Regions from separate parts of the Mus musculus genome. Here region 2 is linked to region 1. Evidence: chromatin loops called from intact Hi-C (ENCODE). Cell type or tissue: left cerebral cortex. All regions are shown on one strand.

The links. Hi-C counts contacts between places; a loop is a spot of excess contacts. Peaks named below come from ENCODE experiments on the same cell type or tissue, not always from the same donor. Only the 100,000 strongest peaks of a DNase experiment are listed, where the experiment ranks them.
Region 2: a loop joins it to region 1, with 6 times the contacts of the local background. A loop is called at or near these places in 4 of 42 quality-filtered maps.

Annotation. Positions count from the first base shown.
Region 1 is chrX:153,002,625-153,010,624 of GRCm38, forward strand. It overlaps Usp51 (ubiquitin specific protease 51), which reads left to right and starts at 3,845. Exons shown (of 2, transcript NM_001137547.1): 1 at 3,845-3,920; 2 at 4,665-6,837. The coding sequence starts at 4,788. The coding sequence ends at 6,773. In left cerebral cortex, a CTCF peak has its summit at 4,127; DNase peaks (open chromatin) are centred at 4,109, 4,744 and 6,563; H3K4me3 peaks cover 1,533 bases; H3K27ac peaks cover 285 bases.
Region 2 is chrX:153,135,648-153,143,647 of GRCm38, forward strand. Rragb (Ras-related GTP binding B) reads left to right here and starts at 4,311. Exons shown (of 11, transcript NM_001004154.2): 1 at 4,311-4,928; 2 at 5,717-5,750. The coding sequence starts at 4,837. In left cerebral cortex, CTCF peaks have their summits at 4,711 and 7,295; DNase peaks (open chromatin) are centred at 4,241 and 4,646; H3K4me3 peaks cover 1,872 bases; H3K27ac peaks cover 688 bases.

The DNA.
Region 1 (8,000 bases):
GTCATGGATGTCAGCAGATACCAGAAACTATCCTCAAAAGCTGAGAATCCATAATCATGGAAGGAAACGAATGTCTTCCTCAGTTTTAATCAAGTGGTTTTTATGTAATGGGCTCCGTGCTTTTGATGTCCCTGTTGACACATAGGGAAATTATATATTGAATACACACACACACACACACACACACACACGTACTGGCACAACATTGGTAACTTGATTAGCTGTGATTTTACCCTCTCCCTCTGTTTCTTTCTCTCAATCTCTCTTTCTTTTCCATGAACAGGCTCTTGACCTCCCAGGGGCATATGCACATGCACACAAACTCAGGCTGAAGGAGATAAACATATGTACAAACACACACACACACACACACACACACACACACAGAGAGAGAGAGAGAGAGAGAGAGAGAGAGAGAGAGAGAGAGAGAGAGAGAGAGAGAGAGAAACAGAGACAGAGAGGCAGAGACAGATACACATAGAGAGAGAGAGTGGGGTGGTAAAATTTATTAACTTATGAGTTTGACAGAAAATCAAGCAAGATGGACAGATTCTCAAGTCAGAAGGAAGGTACCCCTATTCACCGAACTCTAGACCTCCAACTCAGGGACACAGCATCCTGATTTCTATCACCACTTCCAGCTACTCCACTGGAATCCAAGGCAGCAAAAGCTGCAAGGACTTTGTATCAGGTGCACTAAGGGGGGATGGTGGTCATTAATCTGCCTCCCCACACCCTGCCATGAGACACCATGGTCCCACTCAAACCAGAGACCTCTGAGTGATCCTGGATTTGTCACACTGAACCAATACTCAATGTTGTTCCTCTCTTCCACTGCTCTGTGGCAACAGCAGTTTGCATTGCTGGATTAGAAGATTACAAAGAGAGTATGTGGTCACTGGCCATGATCTGAATCTCTAAGGCCTAGGATCGCCTGCCAGCTATAGTGGTGTTTCCCAGAACATCCCACCCCTGCAATATCCATCAATTCAATTGAATCACACCAACACTCTCCCCCTAGGTTTAGGTCAGGTCATTCATCTTGGAAGGTAACAATTGTCCTTGCCCTGAAGACTTTAATGAACCCAAGAACACAGGAAGCGAATGATTGCCAGGTATGACCCCACACACCTATCACCCTTGTGCCTGGAGAGAGAAGCAGGAGGCTTGTGAGCTCAAGGGCAGCTTGGGCCACACAGGATGCCTGCCATCTGTTCCAAGAAAGAAAAGAGAAAGGGTGCTAGATCCTTTGTCTTTAAATAAATATGACTCTTCTCACCCATGAGCACAGTGTAACGACTGGGCAGATGTCAAAGGGTCGGTCCACTTGCATTCATTCGGCCAGGCTCCATCACAGAGCATAGAGAGATCTGACCCAGCTAGCCGGGTGTCCACCTTGTACTCTTGGTACTGATATAAAGTGTTTGATTTGCTTACCTGGGATTCTGGGACCCTCAGACTGAAAGGTCATGGCCATTTCCTGTTTCCCTCACACCATGCAGGCACCAGCTTTGTTTTGTTGGGATATGGCGCTATGTGGTGGCAGCCATTGTTGTCTTCCGCAGAAATGATGTTGCCACGTCAGCCTGACTGTGCCATGATGTTTTAAAGTGCGGACACGAGGGATGTCTTTAACACTTGGAAGCACTGAAGATTAAAGCACACATGGGGCTGATAGGAAGTCATGTTTCTGATCTGTGGCTCCTCAAGTGGTTGCTCATCTCTGCAGACATCACGGGGGCCCTACTCTCTACCTCTCTTCTTTCATGTTATGTGGACAATGCCATCACATATTCATATAGCAAAAATAACTCACGTCTTCAAATCATACAGCTTCAGACCTTAAGGAGAGAAAATCACCCCATGTGAACCAGCCAAGTGACACACAATCATCTCCACTCCTGTAGCAAGAGCATGAATCTAGTTGTCCCACCTTTCACTTTAAAAGTCCAAAGACCCAGAAGCTTATAAAATCCCTTTCTCTTAGAAAGGCTGAACTCACACATCATATCATACAATATAATGTCTGCCGTTTTAAAGTGTGATGGACATTTCCCCCTTGTGGACAGCAGAGAGTAAGGATTAATCAATGCAAGGTTCTTGTCTGACAGAGCTGGCCACAGCCACAGAAAGTCATGGCATTTCTGAAGTCCTGGCTACCAGTGTCTGCACATCTACACCATGTTGGTCTTTGAAGCAAAATTGTTCCCACACACATCCCCCTTAATGGAGAGGATGTTAATTTGCTGGAGTCTCCAATGAGTGATGCAAGGAATCAGTCAAAGTGGCCTGGATAAGAGCAGTGTGCAAGCAAAGGTTAATGCTGAGAGAGACTTCACTCTGTTTTAACACTCTCTCTCTCTCTCTCTCTCTCTCTCTCTGTCTCTGTCTCTCTGTCTCTCTCTCCCTCCTACTCACACACAGGAGAAAGAGTAAGACAGAGGCAGAGCCAAAGAAACAGAGAGAAAGAGATGCAGAGAGGCAGAGAGATGGAGGACTATAGGTCCTGAAAGCAGCCTACTGCTGAAATGTCGTCATTTTGTATGTTTTATTATTCTACAAGTTTGGTTTGATCACTCCAAATTACAGTTAGACAGTTACATTATTTAAATTTTTGACCATCTTCCTGCTTCCCTTGTTTGAGTCACTGCTGTTTTAGAATGTGTCTGTGATATGTCAATCTGAAGCCTCTGTTTGTAATGTTCACATTCCTTGGATACAGACAAAAAGTCTGGGAAGTGGGTGGAATGTGTCCCTTTGGGCTCCCCATTCATACTACTGAACCATGGTTTTTAGTTATTCAACTTGGGATTGATCATACTGTTCCCATAATAAGTGTCAGGCCAGCTGTGGCTGCTATCTTCTCTTTGGGTTGGTTTCCTGAATGCATTGAGATAACTCTAGGAGTGGAGACCCAGGTTGGAATAGGGAAGTGTGATAGATTTCAGTAGGAAGAATTTTTTAACTGATTCTGAAACAATGTGGCAAATATTTAGATATATATTTTCCTGATTCCAGTCTTTTTTATTTGCATACTTCTCCCACAATTTTTGTGCCACTGTATGTGGGTATATGTGGAGAGAACTTGATAAAATATTTCTGAGTTCTGGAAAGATCTCTGTGAGGCCGATCACCCTCTTCCGGGTTTACACATTCACCCATAGCATTGTTCTTAAGTGTGCTGACGCCCTGCAATGTGCTACTTAGTGATTTTAACCTGAACACCCAATACTAGGGTTACTAATATAAGGGGTGACCAAAAGTATATGTTGCCACTCTGTGTAAACATCTTAGGATCTTTCACCTTTGACCGATGAGCTCTAAGTGTTTACAGTTTATCCCTGTAGGAACAGCATGTTGCTGGGCTGAGGTCTATTTTATCCTGAATCATATGCGTATTTTTCCTCTCCCCAACACTCAGAAATAATAACCTCTCCACTTTACTCTTGAGATTTTAATTTTAAAGCTTCCGGAAGGAACACTGTAGAATTTGCCATCTTAGTGAATCCCTAACCCTACCTTGGTTAGTTTTGTTGTTGTTGTTTCAGGGTTTTTTTTTTCCCCCGTTCTTTCTATTTTTTTTCTTTTTTTTCTTTCTTTTTTTTTTTTCTTTTTAAGAGTGCCATAACCAGATGAAGCCTGAGCCTTCCCAAGATCTTTTACTAAAATCTGTGGCTGTTGTTACCTCTGGTAGAATCCCTTTCAGAAGGGGTTTTTCTGCCTAGGGGGACAGCGGTACTATTCATCCCTGCTGGAGGCCTGATTCCGGGGCTGGGGGCCCATACGTGGAGAGGGGAGGGGCCAGGGGGCGGCCCCCTTGTGACCAGCCCCGAAGAGAGGTCATAGAGAAGACTGGCAGAGGAGCGCCTGGACAGCAGCAGCAGCTGACTTTCTAGATGAAGCGCGCCTTGGGGCCCCAGGTAACAAACCCAGACCTTTTTACAAATCCGCGGGCTTGGGGAGCTGCGGTGGTTGCGGGGAGGGAGCATGCACTTTGGGGGTCGCGTACTGTGGATGGGGGTGGTCACGCGTGAAGGGAGTCTGAATTCTGGGGGAAACCCTAGGAAATGAGAGGACAGGAGCAAGAAACGGGGTGTGAGGGCACAGGCACGAAAGAGCAAGAGAGGGCGCTCGAGCGTGGCACACAGCAAGCGCGCTTAGGAGTAGAGGCTGGAAGCATAGGTAAGAAAGGAGGCAGGGGACACTTTCGTCCACTGAGTCAGTTTTTTTTCAAAGATAACCTCCTTTCAGCCATATTTAACATACATTGTTGACTCGAGGGGTTTAAAGATGCAAGGAAAGAACGTAGAAAAAGGTGCGCCAAAGCGAGGCTGCACAGAGCGCCGAAAAGACAGCGGGTTATGCCTTTTTAAAAGAGTTGCCATCCTTTTCACCCTAAAGCTCAGGACAGTCCCCTTCCCCCCTCCTTCCCCGGTACCAGCAGTTCTGGCGGCCTTTGGAGCAGGTAGCCGCGGGCTCGGGCTCGGCACGCCACGCGAGCCCCCGGTGCAGGGGCGGAGCCGCGGCCGCGCGCGGGGCTCGCGGCAGGGGGAGGGGCTGAGGCTAACGGCACCGCGGCCATGACGCCGGGCTGGCCGTCCACACGAGTTCCTGTCTCCCTCCACCCATAGTCATAGCTCATTCCCAGACGCGTTTCTTCCCAGGCTTGGGAGTGAGCCGATGGCCCACGTTCGAGAAGCGTCCCGGTCCTCCCGCTCTGTCGCCTGTTGGAGTTCGGGAGGTGGTCGAGGAGCCTGTCTGGAGCAGGCAGCTGAGAGTGCATCGAGATGCGGGGTACACAGGGAGCCCAGGAGATGAAGCCGGAGCTGTGGCCGGAGCCCAAGCCCACGTCGGAGAACTTAACAAGTAGGGGCAGTGGCAGCTATGAGAAGGTGCTCCCTTCTATCCCGGCTGCTTGTCACACCAGCTCCAGCTCGGTTTGCCCGCGCCGCAAGCCCCGCCCTCGGCCCCAGCCCAGGTCCCGCTCCAGGGGAGGGCGTGGGCTCAAGGCCCCACCCCCGCCTCCCGCCAAACCTCCGCCTCCCCCGCCAGCGCCGCCACCTCCACCCCTGCCCAAGCAGCGGTCGGTGGCCTGGCGCAATTCCAGACGTAGATCCAGGCCTGGACCCAGACCCCAAACACGGAAAAGCTACTCTAGTGACCATGGCTCCTCTAGGGATTCAGATGGCTCAGAGAACAGTTTACTGGAGGTAGGGTCTAATAAGGGTCCCACAGGCTGCTGTCATGTAGAGAGCTTTAAAGTAGCTAAAAACTGGCAGAGAAACCTGCGGATGATCTATCAGCGTTTCATTTGGAGTGGAACCCCGGAGACTAGGAAACGTAAGGCAAAGTCATGCATCTGTCAAATATGTAGTACTCACAAGAACAGACTCCACTCTTGTCTGTCCTGTGTATTTTTTGGATGCTTTACTGACAAACATATTCACATTCATGCCGAAACAACGCAACACAATTTAGCAGTAGACCTCTGTCATGGGGTTATATATTGCTTTATGTGTAGGGATTATGTATATGACAAAGATATAGAAAAGATCGCCAAAGAAACAAAAGAAAAAATTCTGGGACTGTTATCATCCCCTACAGGAGATGCATCTTATCAGCAGTTGATGGCATCTGAGGTGGAAGAAAACCAATTAACCTGCGAGTCAAAAGATCAGGAGACCAGTTTGGTAAAACCCAAGAAAAAGAGGAGGAAAAAGACAATGTATTATACTGTAGGCTTCAGAGGATTAATTAATCTTGGTAATACTTGCTTTATGAATTGTATTGTCCAAGTACTTACTCACATTCCGCTACTGAAAGAGTTCTTCCTTTCAAATAAGCACAAATGTATGATGACAAGCCCCAGCTTGTGTTTAGTCTGCGAGATGTCTTTACTTTTTCAAGCTATGTACTCGGGGAACCAAAGTCCTCATATTCCCTATAAATTACTACACCTGATATGGATCCATGCAGAGCATCTAGCAGGCTACAGACAACAGGATGCTCAGGAGTTTCTTATTGCCATATTGGATGTGTTGCATAGACACAGCAGAGATGATGGTATCGACCAGGAAGGTAACTCCAACTGCTGTAATTGCATCATAGATCACATCTTTACAGGTAGTCTGCAGTCAGATTTAACATGTCAAGTTTGTCATGGTGTCTCTACTACCATAGACCCATGCTGGGACATTAGCTTGGATTTGCCTGGGCCTTATACTCCAGGGAGGGCTAGTAGTAGCACATCGAGTAGGGATGGCCAGAAGCCACGAGTCATCTCACTTACAGATTGCCTGAAGTGGTTTACAAGGCCCGAAGACCTGGGTAGCAGTGCCAAAATCAAATGCAGTCAATGCCAAAGCTACCAGGAATCTACCAAACAGCTCACAATGAAGAAATTACCGATTGTGGCCTGCTTTCACCTGAAAAGATTTGAACATTTAGGCAAACAGAGACGAAAGATTAATAGTTTTATCTCGTTTCCTTTGGAGCTGGACATGACCCCGTTCTTGGCTTCTACTAAAGAAAGCATAATGAAAGGCCAGCCATTAACAGAGTGTGTACCCAGTGAGAATAAGTATTCTTTGTTTGCAGTAATTAACCACCATGGAACTTTGGAAAGTGGCCATTACACCAGTTTTGTCCGACAGGAAAAAGACCAGTGGTTCAGCTGTGATGATGCTGTAGTCACCAAGGCTACAATGGAAGAATTACTCAATAGTGAAGGGTATCTACTGTTCTATCATAGGCAAGATATAGAGAAAGAATAATCTCATCCAGAATGATTTCCAGACCAAAAAAAATTTAAAAAGTGAAAAAGAAGAGAAAACAAAAAAGAAAAAGACAAAGAGACAACACAAGCCTACCAGGATGGACAATTGTAATGCCATTACAACAACAAGCACCTCTTAAAAGAAACACAAAAATCTACCTGGAGTGGACAATGACCATATATGACAAGTGGCACTTTGGCATAAAGGAACTATTTTACCCTGTCCCATAAGTCTATGGGAGGAAGACATTGAATTTTCAATCGGTGACCATTAGCCTTAAGAACTGGGGGGGGGGGGGGGGTTCAGAGGGAGGAGAGGTTGAAAAGGTCACATAAAGCAAATTAAATGAAGTCTCAACATGTAGGAGGATCTTCTCAAATTACATTTTATTTCTTTAAAGATATTGTGTTAAGTGGGGGGGTATATTTTAAGAATGGGGTTTTTCATTGATTGTAGTTATAGTTTTGAGTGTACAGAGTAGTCTGGAGAAAACCAAATATTTTAAACAAAAAACTTTAAAGCTTTAAAAGAAAACAATTAAGAAACACTTTTGAAGGTTTTAAGAGAACATTTTAAATGTTAAAAATTTAAGTTAAGTATTTTAGAAGAAATATTTTTAAATGTTTTTAATTTAAAATTATTCCAAATTGTTAGTATGTAAAAATAGAGTATGGAAATAGAGTATTCTAAAAATTTTCTAAAATTTTGCAAGTTAAGATGAAACATGAACATTTCTAAGGTGGTTAGTGAAAAAAAAACCACTAACTTAAAATCAGTAAGGGAAAATTTTAGAAAGTGAAAACATTTGGATTCTAAATATTTAAAGCATAAAATATATGCATTGGAAAGACCAAAATTTACAAAAATTATACCTATAATAATATAAAAAGTAAAATTTCAAGGTATATAGAACAAAATGAAATTTTAAGTTAAATTCAGGAAAGGAGATTTAAAAGAAGAAAGTTTAGAACTATTCAAGGGAACAGGTAATTAGTTTTAAAGATTTCAATTTTTTAGATATTAAGAGAGAACCTTCTGTAAATTCAACTGCAGAGATTTCAGTATAAAAACCAACTTTTAAGTTTAAAAAGAATATTCTCATACAAACTGACACCTGAAAAAAACATGTAAATAAGATCATATTTGGAAGGTGAAAGTTTTATTTTGTACTTTAGCACATTGAAATATAGATGGATATAAAAGAGATAAATGATAGAGCGAGAA
Region 2 (8,000 bases), 130 kb after region 1:
TTATTCTCCTTTCTTTTTAAGAGGTCAGTTCTTATGCCAGTCTGTTTCCTCAGGCTTCTGTTTTGGCAGGTTGTGTATTAGTAAGAATATATTTATTCTTTCTTTCTTTCTTTCTTTCTCTCCTTCTCTCCTTCTCTCCTTCTCTCCTTCTCTCCTTCTCTCCTTCTCTCCTTCTCTCCTTCTCTCCTTCTCTCCTTCTCTCCTCTCCTTCTCTCCTTCTCTCCTTCTTCCTCTCCTCTCCTCTCCTCTCCTCTCCTCTCCTCTCCTCTCCTCTCCTCTCCTCTCCTCTCCTCTCCTCTCCTCTCCTCTCTCTCCCTTCCCTCCCTCCCTCCCTTCTTCCTTCCTTTCTTTCTTTCTTTCTTTCTTTCTTTCTTTCTTTCTTTCTTTCTTTCTTTCTTTCTTTCTTTCTTCTTTTTGTCAGTCCTGTTTGCCTCTTTTCTAATGGGAAACAAAGGAGCAGGGAGAGGGAAGGTGGGGGAGGAGGGGAGCTGGAATGAATGCAGAGAGGGGAGGCTGTAGTTGGAATGTATTGTATGAGAGAAGAATACATACAAAGAAAAAAGAAAAAAATAAGAAGGATTTACCCATTTTGTCCCGGTTATTCAGTTTATTGTCCTTAAATTGCTCATAGAAATCTCATATAAGCCTTTGAATTTCTGCAGGTGGCAGGTGTAATTGTTCCTGTTTTCTTCACAATTTGAGAGTTTGGGGCGGGAGGGGGATTTTTTTTTAATTAGCCTAGCTAAAGGATTGCCACTTCTATTTATCTTTTAAAAGCTATTCAGGTTGAGCTTTGTATTGGTTTTTCTTATCTCTATTTCAACACTTTGCTCTGATCTTTACTGGATGGGAATATCTCTGTAACTTTGGACTTTATTTTTTATTTTTAGTTACTTGAGAAGTTCTGCTTTGTTAATTTGAACATTTTCTTTTTTAACTTAGGCATTTTTGCTATAAACATCATTTTACTTTCCTCTTGTAATTTCCTCTTTGTTCACTGGATATCCATGAGTATATTGCTTAATTTTCACATGTTTGTGGATTTTACAACTTTACTTCTGTTACTTATTTCTAGTGTTATAGCATAGTGATCAGAAAAGAAACTTAATAACAATTATAATCTTTAAATTTCTTCTATTTTTGTGATATAATATAATAGTCTGGAGCATTTTCCAAGTGGAATTGAGAAAATGTCTATTGTGCTCTTTTGTGGAATACTCTAGATATGTCTATCAAGTCCATTCAGTAGAAAGTGTATTTTAAATCTTACTGAGTTTGTCTAGATGTTTGTTTATTTGTTTTGTAAAGTGTGGTATTGAAATTCCATGCTATAACATATTAGAGTTTTTCACTTTACAGCCAGAATATTTGTTTTATATACCTGGGAAATATTATATTGGATACATATGAACTTACAACTGTTATATATTCTTGAGGAGTTGATGCCTCTATTTATGATATAATGGCTCTTTTGTCTCAGACTTCAAGTCTAGTTTATCAGATACTAGTATAGACATTATTCTGTTTGAATGGAACTTCACATTTTAAAATATCATTTATTAAGTACCATTTATAGATAAGCCACTATATGGGGCAATTTTCTTTCATGGTCTAGTTCAATCCTTAAAACATCTGAGAAAGTTGTTATTAAAAAGATTTTATACTAGAGGAAAATGAGGTTCAGAGAATTCTAATAATTTGTTTAAGGCCTGCTGTTTTATCAAGATCTCAGTATTCAGAATAGCTTCTACTACTTAAACTTAAATATGAAATTGAGTTCAAACATCTGTATTAGTTCCTTTCCTACTACTCTGATATAATACAGTGACCAAGACATCTTGGAGCAGGAAGAGATTATTTGGGTAATGGGTCCAGAGACATAAGACTCCATCACAGCAGGGAAGCATTGCAGCAAGCAGCAGGCATGACAGCTGAATCGGGATGCTGAGAGCTCACATCTTGAAACACAAAAATGAAGCAGAGAGAACAATGGAATGGTGCAGGTTTTTAAACTCTTCAAAAGCTGCCTTCAGTGGCATATTTCCTTCAATAAGGCCACACCTCTTAAACTTCTCCAAACAGCACCTTCAATTGGGGGAATAAATGCACACATGAGCCTTTGGGGAACATTGTTGTTCAAAGCATCACACTATTTCACTAAAATCAAACTCAATTTAACTTTTGTCCCACTTCTTCTGTCTTTAAGAAAACCCAACTCTATGAAGTGTTTATATTTTTCCTTACTCACAGGAGCATCCACTGAACATGTGAAGATGAGTGTTTATAAATTTCTTGACTCCTTATCCTTGTTTCCTACTTAAACTTCAAAAGCCCTGGAAGAAGATTCAGAGGTCATACCTAGCCTGTCTTATAATCATCTCCACTAAGGTTGTTGATTACATTTAGAGCAAAAAACACACCCCCAAACCAATCCATGCATGTGTGCCATACCATCTTACTATTTCCAACCTTAATTGTTCTTTCAGTACCGAACAGAAATCCTTGCGGCATGCTTCTTTATGCTGTTCTTTTGCTTATCTTTCAAATGGTTAACATCTCGGCCAATTTCCCAAAATGATCTTGCTTTTCCAACACTGATAATAGAATACAATAGCTGGGATAGTTTCCCATATACACCACCTATCATCAACTTCTAGAGACTGCTTTGTGTCCATGCCTACTCTTGTCTCCTACTCATGTCTCCATAGAATTTTTGTCTTCTATCCAGAAGGAATGTTGCTAGCTGTGCTCTAGCTTCCTCTCCTTCTCCTCTCCAGAAATTTTGTAGCAATTGTTTCCTCTCTTTTCATTGGCTTTACTTCCTAAAAATGTCTAGGCATGCTCATTCTCAAAATACACTCATGTGTTGTGGATATTAAAGAACTATCATACATTTTCTCCTTTCTGTTATTAATCAGAAATTCCTTAACACATTTGTTCTTATCTTTATAAAAAAAACAGTACTCAGTGAATATCGAGTATATACACACATTCTGGTCTGTGAACCTAGTGTATAGGAGAACATTTTTCAAAAGTAAGTGCTTGTCCTTATAGCGTTTAAATAGAAATCCTATACTCAGAGATCAAATAAACAAGATTATTGCCATGTCAGTAAGTATTATACTCTACACAAAGAACTACAGGCAACCAAGGAATGCCCAGAGCAGGAGAAATAATTTTCCCTAGGGAAGAATACACTGTCTGGTTCTTCAATACCAACTGCTCAGCCCTGAAAACATATATATGAGATTATTATACAGACTGAGCGGGTTATATTAGGAATATATATGTATATACATATATGTGCATATAACAACAACCAATGAAAAACGAAGCCATGACTTTGAAAGAGCAAGGAGAGTTGTTTATATGACAAGGTTTGGAGGGAAAAAAGGGAAAAAAGAAATGTGTCTACAGTATAATCTCAACAACAAAAGAAAAACTACAAAGGAATATTATGAATTAAAAAGCATACAACAGAAAATAACTACTGCAGGTTCAAAAGACTGTTGTACTCTAATAGAGTATGGGTTGGGAAGACCTCTGGAGGACATTACCTATAAGCTGAGAAAGTTGAGGCCATTACAAACTGTGAATGGCAAATTCAGTCTTTCAAGGGAGCATCAACCTATGCCACTCTTTTTCCCAGCCTGTAACCTTGGTGTCACATTTAAAAGAGTTCCAAGCCTAAGAAGCTCTTAGGTCATTGAGGTTGGAACTTGCTGCGTTGAGATTTGAGAGCTGGTTGACAAATCACTTCTTCTCCACATAAAACTCTGTATGTAGCAAGTATCTCATGATGATCATCAGAAACTTTAAAATTATGTTTGCAACTTTTAAAAGTTAAGTGGCGGACGTGTTAAACCCTCCGTGTGGTTCTGGTCCTGGCAATAACAACTTATTGAGAGTTTTCTATGGGAAAGACAGTTTAAAACACTTTAGATGGATTGCTTTTTTAATTACTTGAACTGTCATAAGGATTAACGGGAAGAAAAGTTACCAAAATGCAAAAATGCACAGGGCCCTAATCATAGGGAGTAGTGAAAACGGCTAGCTGGCAGGTGCTGAAATTGCAACCTTCTCCTTTAACTCTGAGCAGCGAGTGGGCGGGGCCGCGTCCATCAGTGTCTAGGTGCCCGCAGGCCGCCCTAAGGGCCAATGGCGCGGAAATGAGAGCCCGGGCCACGTGATGGCGGGTGGCACTCTGGCTTTCCTAAAGCAGTCTCTATGGTATTCTTCCAAGCAAACCCAGGGCCCCCCCAAAAGGGTAGCGGCACGTGACAGGCCCTGGGACTACGGCAGGTTCCCACGTGATCCTGGCCTGCAGTAGCGTGGTTGCGGTGAGGTTCTTGCGCTCCTGAAGGGCGGGCGCGGAAGTAAGAGCATCCTCAGGCGGACCGTGACTGGCAGCGAGGTCGGGAGGAGCCACCAGGCAGTGACCGCTTTGCTTCTGCAGCTCCGCTCCGCTCATTCCGTTATCTCAGCCTTTGCAGTCTGTACAGAAGCTGACCAAGTTACCTTTGGGTCTTGAGACCTTGGCGAGTGAGGCCCAAACTCGGGACCAACTCCTCATCCACCTTGCCCTCCCTCTCCTCCATCTCTTCCTTTGCACGCACCGAATCGAATCGCTTGCTCCTTTGGGCTGGCCTGCTCGGCTGTGCCTGGAGACTAAGTTCGGGTCGGTAAAGGTAACTGTGGGAAAAGCGGCCCCCCAGTGGACAAAGGCGGAGGCAGGGATAGATCAGGCCCCGCGGGCCCTGGGTGCTGAGCGTAGGCAGGTGAGCCAGAAGAACGGTACTGCGGATTTAGAAGGCACTGTGAAGGACTTGTTGCACGATGGAAGAATCTGACTCCGAGAAAAAGACAGAGAAAGAGAATGTGGGCCCAAAAGTGGAGCCTCCTCTAGGGGAGCCGGAAGGATCGCTTGGGTGGGTAAAGGGGATTATGTTGCACCTGGGAGGGAGGGCATGCTAATTGTAAAGAGTATTGTGAGATGCAACAACCTCTAACCTGCAGTGATGAATTGCTTTAATTTACCAATATGGTTGATTGATATCATGCCCTTGATGACGGAAAACAGAATAGAAACACCCTTTGCCTGGATGTGGGATTCCTGGTTTATGCGTAGTCTTCTAATTGAGACAGTTCTGAGTTGTTTTCTGTTTTCTATAAAGGTTATTTGATGTTATCACCTTGTTGATGATAAAAAAGGAAAGGACAGACATTTGCTGACCAATGACGTATAGTGCGATATGCCTATTTGAGAACTGCGTTATATGTACTTTGTGCCTTTAATGAATGAAATACAGCTTGGAAGGACGATTGAAGGTCCAAAGATGCTTCTAGATTTGAAAAATACGGAGATGAATTTAAAAAAAATAGTATTCAGATTATGACAATATTGTTTGATTTATAAAAGTACCCAGAGTGTTGCTTCAGCTTTATGACAAAATATCAAATCTTGAATTTAAATGGTTTCTATTCCTAAATATGCCATCCTAGGAAGCGTCTCCCGAGCTGATGAAGGAAACAGGGAGCATAAACCCAGCTTTATAATTTAGGAAAATGAAGACTTCTGAAAAGAGGTCTCATCCATACTTAGCTGCTTTAAAGAATATTCGTCTGCATCTTTCAGTTTACTTGTGTGTCCCCCCCCCCACCCCCCGCCCCCGGCAATTAGATCACGAAAACACCATCTTTTGGTTTATATCTACAGGTGGGCAATGCCAAATGCAGCCATGAAGAAAAAGGTAAGATGTGTTAGCTACATCAGTAACATGAAGAAAAAGGTAAGAAGCTGCAGTTCAGGGAATCTGGCTTTTTCTGGATTGTGGCAAGAATCTATGGGGTCTTTGAGACACTCATCCCCTTATTTACTGTCAGATTTACTTTGTCTAAAATTAATCTCATGGAGTCAAGCCAGATACAAATATTACACAGCCCTCTGTGTGTGCACTGATTCTTTAACCCAAATCAAATGTTACGTGCAATTTTTTTTTCTAGCTGGAATTGGATGTTCTTTGCTTTGCTTTGCACTTTTATTGGGACTTAGACAATATCCCTAAGACTGTAGCTCAGGAGCAATATTTCTTGACCTTTTTGGGATTTAGTATCACTTGTGAAGTACTGGTAATAACCTTCATAGGGATATTAGGAAGTTTACATGAATAAACTCCCTGTACACCACAAACATAATTATCCTCACCATGTAAGGTTAAAAAAGCTCCCATATTTTTAGCCTGACTTTATCTAAAATTTAATTCTGGGCCTCAAGTTTGCTAGGAGGATTTTTTTTTTTTGATGAATGTCTGAAGTTGCTGTCAACAAGGATGCCTAAAAAAATGCCAGAAATTTCTACATAATTAGGAGGGGAAAAGTAGAAGCTTAAGGAACTGTGAAAAGAGAAAGGGGGCGAACTGCCATTTGCTTTAATGGTTCTGCAATGCACATGCGTTGAAGGATCAGCCTTTACCTTCAGAAATAGATACAGTTATTGCTTAATTAATGTTTAGTTAATCTAGTTAATTGTTTAGTTAATTTGTTTTGCAAAGGGCAAGGAAAATGTTCATATAAATTTTAGACTAAATAAACAATTAAATTTTCTTAGGTAAACCTGGATATCTAAATTGTTGAATTGAGCCAATGCATATCCAGTATGTTTTCACTAAAGCTTCTTATATTTGTAATCAGACATTTTGATATGTTAGGATTGGAGGTAGAATCTGTGTCTCTTTCATTTGAAAAGGAAAGTTAACAGAACTGTATCTCATAAACACTGTGCTTAGAAAGGACTGTGAAAGTCATTTAACTCTGACTCCTTGTAGTGCAAGATAATTTGGCTTTAACAGGTGTTTTTTCTTGTGTCAAATCCTTACACAAGAAAGACATCTGTAAAGTCTTGCTCTCTACCAGATAGTTGTCCTTGCCTTTTTTCCTCTAATGGCTTGTTCATTTCTTTATTTTTTATTTTTTATTTTTATTTTTATTTTGGTTTTTTCGAGACAAGGTTTCTCTGTATAGCCCTGGCTGTCCTGGAACTCACTCTGTAGACCAGGCTGGCCTCGAACGCAGAAATCTGCCTTCCTCTGCCTCCCAAGTGTTGGGATTAAAGGCGTGTGGCACCATTCTTTTGATGAGTGCATTTCAAGCTTTTGTTCCCTGTTAGGCACTGGAGATAAGAAAGTACACAAAGGATACAAAGACTCTCCCTCTGTCCTTCAAATGTTTCCAGTCTTGTGAGAGAGTTGTTGAAAGGAAGGACTACAGAGCTTTATGGTCTGCAATGATATAGTAGTACCACTGAGGGGCAGGCATGATACCTCTCAGCCTAAACCAATGCTTCTCAACCTTCCTAATGCTGTGACCCTTCCTCATGTTGTGGTGACTCCCCAACCACAACATTATTTTCGTTGCTACTTCATAACTGCAATTTTCTACTGTGACAAATCATAATATAAATATCTGTGTTTTTTGATGATCTGAAGTGACCCTTGTGAAAGGGTTTTTTGACTCCCGAAAGGGGTTGCAACCAACAGGTTGAGGAATGCTGGCCTAAGGCATTTAGGTCAAAGAAACTTTATGGGGATTTACTGGGGATTGAACCCAGGTTTCACTTATATTAGGTAAGTGCCCTAGTACTGAGCTACTGAGCTACATCCCCAGCTCCAGAGAAAATTCCCGTGATGATTGTTGAACCAAGTGTTGATGGATAAGTTGAGACTTAGTAGAAAGAAGAATAAAGGATGGTAGAGAATATAGGATGAATCCAGACACAGAGTCAGGGCTCCCTAAATGGCTGGAAGCAAAGAGACTGTAAACCATTCAGTTAAATATGAATGGATGCTAAAAGTTTGAGGCTAGGAGAATCAAAAGGTAAAGACAGAAGTAGATAAGCTTAATCAAGAGTGGTTCTTATGTGTAATTTAAAGAGGCAGAAACCTGAAATAAAAATTATAGAAATATGCAGAAGGGATGAAATCATGGGCTGAAGTGGAAAACAG